Linked DNA regions of Homo sapiens: region 1 is linked to region 2. Evidence: chromatin contacts called from ENCODE Hi-C or POLR2A ChIA-PET data. All regions are on one chromosome and are shown on one strand. The core of a region is the stretch at or near the end of the contact, and the rest is flanking DNA. Distances in the headings are between cores, read along the strand shown. Region 1 holds the start of ADORA2B (adenosine A2b receptor). Region 2 overlaps TRIM16 (tripartite motif containing 16).

Region 1 (2,700 bases), core at 143-2,642, 290 kb after region 2:
CATTGAGAAAATTTTTATCACCCTAAAAAATCCTTTACAAAATCCTTTACCCTTTAGCAGTCACCCCATGTTTTGATTTTTGCTTTACATGATTTTACAAGCATCTTTTCCTGTTGCTGGAAAATCTCCTTACCCATCCTCTTTGGTGACTGTCAGCAAAGGCTTTCGGGTGGTGAAATAGCGTGGCCAGGAGTGCTCTAGAACAATGGTGTTGGTGAGGGCTGCAGAAGCTGAGGACCCACAGGCAGAGAGGGAGGGATGGTAGAAGCAGGTGGTGAGGAGGGACTCGGGGCAGGACTTTGGGGGTAAAAGGAAGCAAGTCTCTGGAAGCAGAACCAGCAGCACTGCTGATCATTGGGACGTGGAGAAAGGCGAAGGCTCAGGGTGTCAGCAAACTTCCTAGGGTGGGTGAGGGTTGCCAGGTCAATAACGAACAGGGTCCCAGGAAAAGGCGGCAGCACAGGTTTGGGGAGAATTAGAGATGAGCTTGGTTTTGGTCTTGTTGGATTTGGGGGCACCAGTCTCTCTCCTGGCGAGAGTCGGCAGTGGGGTGTTAGGATCTGGCCCTCAGGAGGCTGTTAGGGCTGAAGCAAGAGATTTGGGAGTTAAGGGTGTGAGGGCCACGTGGGAGGCCTCGGGAGCCTGTGCCGATCCAGGGTGAGTGTGAAGGAAAGAAAAAAGAGGGCCCGGGGAACACTGGTATTTTCGGGCGGTGGACGAGGATGGGACGGCCACGAGCTTGTCTTAAGGTAGAAGGCAGAGCGGGGCCGTAGGGGCAGTGGCGCGGGCGAGGGTGGAGAACAGCGCTGAGCCTCGCTGGGAGGCGGCCGGAGGGGGCTGCAGCCCCCGAGGGCTCCTTGCAGTCCGGCCCCGCAGCCTGGAGACAGCTCCGGTGGTGCTGCGCTGCCCGAGACTGCTGCACGAGCGGGGACTGCGGCCTCGGCTCCCTGCCTGCCCGGCAGCCCCCCATCCAGTCGGCCTGCCCGGGGTGCGCAGGGTTAGCCTGGAGTGAGCTCGCCCCGCCCGGGGTTGCGCGGCCCTGGGGGGTCCTCTCGCGGCGGCTCCTGGGACCTGCTGGCGCCCCGGGCAGAGCCCGGCCCCATCCCAGGAGTCGCCCGGACTGGAAGGCAGTGCGAGCACTGGGACACAGCCTCCGAGCTCGAGCGTGACGGGAAGTTGGGGCAATTTGTTAGTTATCCGCCGCCACCAAGACGCGGCACGGCGCCTGGACCGGAGGGGCCCCGCGCGGGCGCGAACTTTGGGCTCGGGCGAGTGGGTGGTGCTCCGCCCAGCCCGAGACGGGCGGGCGCGCGGGCCAATGGGTGCCGCCTCTTGGCCGCGGGGGGCCCCGACCCGTGGGTCCCGGCCACCAGCGCCCCAGCCCCGAGGCTCAGAAGCGGCAGGCGGAGGCGCGGTCCGGGCGCTATGGCCATGCCCGGCGGGTCTCACGCGGCTGCCCCTCGCCCGGCGCGCCTTCGGTAGGGGGCGCCCGGGGCCCAGCTGGCCCGGCCATGCTGCTGGAGACACAGGACGCGCTGTACGTGGCGCTGGAGCTGGTCATCGCCGCGCTTTCGGTGGCGGGCAACGTGCTGGTGTGCGCCGCGGTGGGCACGGCGAACACTCTGCAGACGCCCACCAACTACTTCCTGGTGTCCCTGGCTGCGGCCGACGTGGCCGTGGGGCTCTTCGCCATCCCCTTTGCCATCACCATCAGCCTGGGCTTCTGCACTGACTTCTACGGCTGCCTCTTCCTCGCCTGCTTCGTGCTGGTGCTCACGCAGAGCTCCATCTTCAGCCTTCTGGCCGTGGCAGTCGACAGATACCTGGCCATCTGTGTCCCGCTCAGGTGAGGCGCTCGGCGTCGCCCGAACTCGGGGCCCCGTCGGAGCTCCGAAATGGGTCGTCTTCTCCAGGCCGGGGTTCCTCCCTCGGGGGCCCCAGACGGGCCAGGCTGGGGGCGCGCGGGGCGCTTGGAGGGCTGGTTCCCAGCCTGGCCACCCCGCAACGCTAGACCAGTGCGCCCGGGCACCCAAGACATCCCAGATGCGCGTCGCTCTAAGGAGATCTGCGTAGGGACAGCTCTAGGGGGTCCGGGGAGTGCGGTCCCCGGCGCCCGGGGAGGCGCCGTGGAAACCCCGGGGAAAGCGTCACCCCCGGGGAAAGCGTCACCCCCGTGGGCGGGTGGAGCCCGGGGCGCGGGAGTTTTGGTGATCACATCTCCACTCCTGCCACGAAGGCCGTTCCTAACACTCGCCCGCAGCGGCGGTGCAGCGGCAGTCCCGTGAGTGCTGCGGCTCCCGGAGGCCCGGGAGGTTCCCACTAAGGGCAAGGCAACTTTGGACGCTGGGCATTCGCACCGTCAGAATGGACACGCATGAGCCAGCTTCAGAACGTGTCTGCTGCGGAGAGGCGGCCCGGCCCATCCCAGGGGAAGGTGTCCGTTAACTTTGGGGAACGCTACGGACTCAGATTATATACTTTTAAAAGGAGTTACAATGCTTCCTCGTGTCTGGCAAACGGCCTTACAGCCTCACTGCCCTTGTGTAACTATTTATCTCCTGCTGCCCTGTTGGGAGCGGGCTGAGAAGTGCAGAAAATGGTGGCGAACTTACTTGTCCACTCTTTCTCCCACACTGAGAAAATCTAGGATTCAGGGGATGGAGTCAGCCAGCGACCAGAGTGGATTCCCAGTTGGAGCTG
Region 2 (2,700 bases), core at 31-2,530:
CCTCCATCTGGTGAGGAACTTTTATTATCCCTAAGCCACCTGTGACATTATACCTGGACCTAAGTTTCAAATTCTCTGCTATCTTAGCACTTTTCAAGCTCTTAGATTTCCTGTTATCTCCAGAGGGGCCCATTCTACTGGTCTCTTGTTTGAGAAAAAGAGAAACTGGGAGAAAGAGTTGTTCTTTTCTCTTGAATTTCTGCCAAGGTTTTATTTCATTAATTGACAATGGATGTGCCATGCAGATCCAGCCACAGGGACATATCACCGCCCTAAGCCCCCACAACTTCTGCACCCTCCACCCAAACACACATCACCAAAAGCTGTATAAGGCACAGCAGGAAACTAGCAAGAAGGAGGAGAGACAGACACAGACAGAGATCGCACAGAGACAGTGGGACAGAGATGGGGACGGAGCAACCTACTCCACACAGTTTCCAAAACCAAGTGCAATGTATATTTACACTGACCCAGCAGGCAGACGCTGAAGCTAGTCTTTTTCAGGTATGCTCAGAGCATAGTAGTGGCGTCAGTGGACCTAGCAGCTGCAGCCAGCTGGGCACACCATCCCCCACCGCCCTCTCCCAAATGGATGAATGGTCCCCAAGCACTCACCTCCTTGTCCCTGCGGGCTGCATCCAGGGAGACTATGGTGTGGCCACTGTGCTCCTGGCAACAGTCCTGGCAGATGCACTGCTGATCAGGGCAGCAGAAGGCAGACAGTGGGCTGTGGTGGGCAGGGCAGTATCGCCAGTTGTGGTCCTTCACTGGCTCGGTCAGCAGGTGGCTTTGCAGTTTGATGTTCACCTGATGCGGCTGCAAGTGCTCTTCACAGTAATTCACCATGCAGGTTAGACAGGACTTCACTGCCTTCACTCTTCTGGTGTCATCAAGGCAGAAGTCACACAGGACCTCTTTCCCCTCACCAGCAGGATCCCCCTGCTCTGCAGAGTCGCTGTCCTGTTCCTCCGTCTCCCTGCCAAGCTTCTCCGAGGAGCCCACGTCCTCTTCTTCCACTGGGCTGGCTGACCCAGAATCTGGGCTGGGTGACCCAGAGTCTGGGCTGAGAGGGGCTGGGGGCTGAGCAGTGGCCCTGGGCAGTGGCCCTGGAGCCATTAGATCCAACTCAGCCATCTGGGAGGCTCTGCTCCTAGGCTGTCTTTCTTCTGTCCCTTGGCCCAGGATCTGTGCAGCCCAAGTCAGACAAGAGAACCACGCCTAGATGATTGCAGCTGCTGCAAGATTTTAACTGTTTCCTCCCTCCCAGAGGAAGCTCGGCCACTCATTACTGTGTGCTGGCGCTGGATGGCAGCCAGATGCGATGACGACAAGGCAGCTAGAGTACTCAGGCTCAGGACAGCCGGCTCAGGCTCAGGCTGCCTCCCCAGGTCCAGCCCTGAAACTTCTATTCTTATGTGAATCATCTGAACCCCATAGGCTCTGCTGAAGACCACGTGTCTCTGTGCCTGCTCTGGAAAGGACAGAAGATTCCTGAGCTCTGTTATAAGCCTGTGTGGCTTTGTGTGGTCTGACAAGCGACATTTTTTTTTGTTTTCATTTTTAAAGAGAAGTAAAATGTAAGGACTTCAACACCAGGACAGCCATTCATCTACTCCCATCTCATAGAACTGGACATGAGGCAGCTAGGAATAGGATGCATGTTTCTTTTCTTTTCTTTTTTTTTTTTTTTGAGACAGAGTCTCACTCTGTCACCCAGGCTGGAGTGCAGTGGTGTGATCTCGGCTCACTGCAACCTCCGCCCTCCGAGTTCAAGTGATTCTCCTGCCTCAGCCTCCCGAGTAGCTGGGATTACAGGCACCTGCCACCGTGCCCGGCTAATTTCTTTTTTTTTTTTTTGTATTTTTAGTAGAGACGGGGTTTCACCATCTTGGCCAGGCTGGTCTTGAACCCCTGATCTCGTGATCCACCCGCCTCGGCCTCCCAAAGTGCTAGGATTACAGGTGAGCCACGGTGCCCACCTTTTTTTTTTTTTTTTTTTTTTTTTTGAGACACAGTCTCACTCTGTCGCCCAGGCTGGAGTGCAGTGTGGGATCTTGGCTCACTGCAACCTCCGCCTCCTGGGTTTGTGATTCTTCTGCCTCAGCCTCCTGAGTAGCTGGGATTACAGGCACCCACCACCACGCCTGGCTCATTTTTGTATTATTAGTAGAGACAGTGTTTCACCATGTTGGCCAGGCTGGTCTCGAACCCTTGACCTCAGGTGATCTGCCTGCCTGGGCTTCCCAATGTGCTGGGATTACAGGCATGAGCCACTGTGCCCAGCCAGGATGCATACTTCTGATGCTGACTTTTCCATATCATCTTCCTGAACATTCCAGTAATGTCCGTCACACTCGTGGAGATGAACATCACGTGGGTACTCAGTGGAGATCAGGAGGGTCAGGGAAGACTTGTCTCCTTCCACAGAATGCTCCCTTCAGGTTAACAGCCCTTTTGCCCACTTAACGAAACATTCCTAGACATGGTGTTATAGTTGAGACACTTGTTCCCACAAACCTCATGCTGAGATTTGATCCCCAATACTGGAGGTGGGGCCTGGTGGGAGGTGTTTGGGTCATAGGGGTGGATCCCTCATGAACGGCTCGGTGCCATCCCCACAGTGATGAGTGAGTTCTCGTTCTATCAATATTAGCTGCCACAAGATCTGATTGTTAAAAAAGAGCCTGGCACCACCCCCTC

The links. Hi-C counts contacts between places; a loop is a spot of excess contacts on that map. ChIA-PET counts read pairs that join two places held with the same protein, here RNA polymerase II (POLR2A). Pooled maps may share reads with other maps.
Region 1: a loop to region 2 is called in a pooled map, with 2.7 times the contacts of the local background. The contact joins the promoter of ADORA2B here to the enhancer-like site in region 2. A Hi-C loop is called at or near these places in 1 of 168 maps with a recorded cell type or tissue (PC-9) and 2 of 50 pooled maps. POLR2A ChIA-PET finds 5 or more read pairs at or near these places in 7 of 52 experiments (A549, HEK293, MCF 10A and 4 more).

Annotation. Positions count from the first base shown.
Region 1 is chr17:15,943,738-15,946,437 of GRCh38, forward strand. ADORA2B (adenosine A2b receptor) reads left to right here and starts at 1,393. Exons shown (of 2, transcript NM_000676.4): 1 at 1,393-1,846. The coding sequence starts at 1,512. RefSeq lists a silencer at 949-1,568 and an enhancer at 1,396-2,210.
Region 2 is chr17:15,650,476-15,653,175 of GRCh38, forward strand. It overlaps TRIM16 (tripartite motif containing 16), which reads right to left. Exons shown (of 12, transcript NM_001348119.1): 7 at 616-1,471. The coding sequence starts at 1,134. Among named protein-coding and RNA genes, the nearest start is that of FBXW10B, 32 kb to the left of the region's middle. RefSeq lists an enhancer at 434-1,383. Within about 2 kb of position 1,281, at least 31 of the 41 ENCODE cell types and tissues checked have a DNase peak (open chromatin) inside an H3K27ac peak, as active enhancers do; they include PC-9 and Panc1, where a contact is called at or near this core.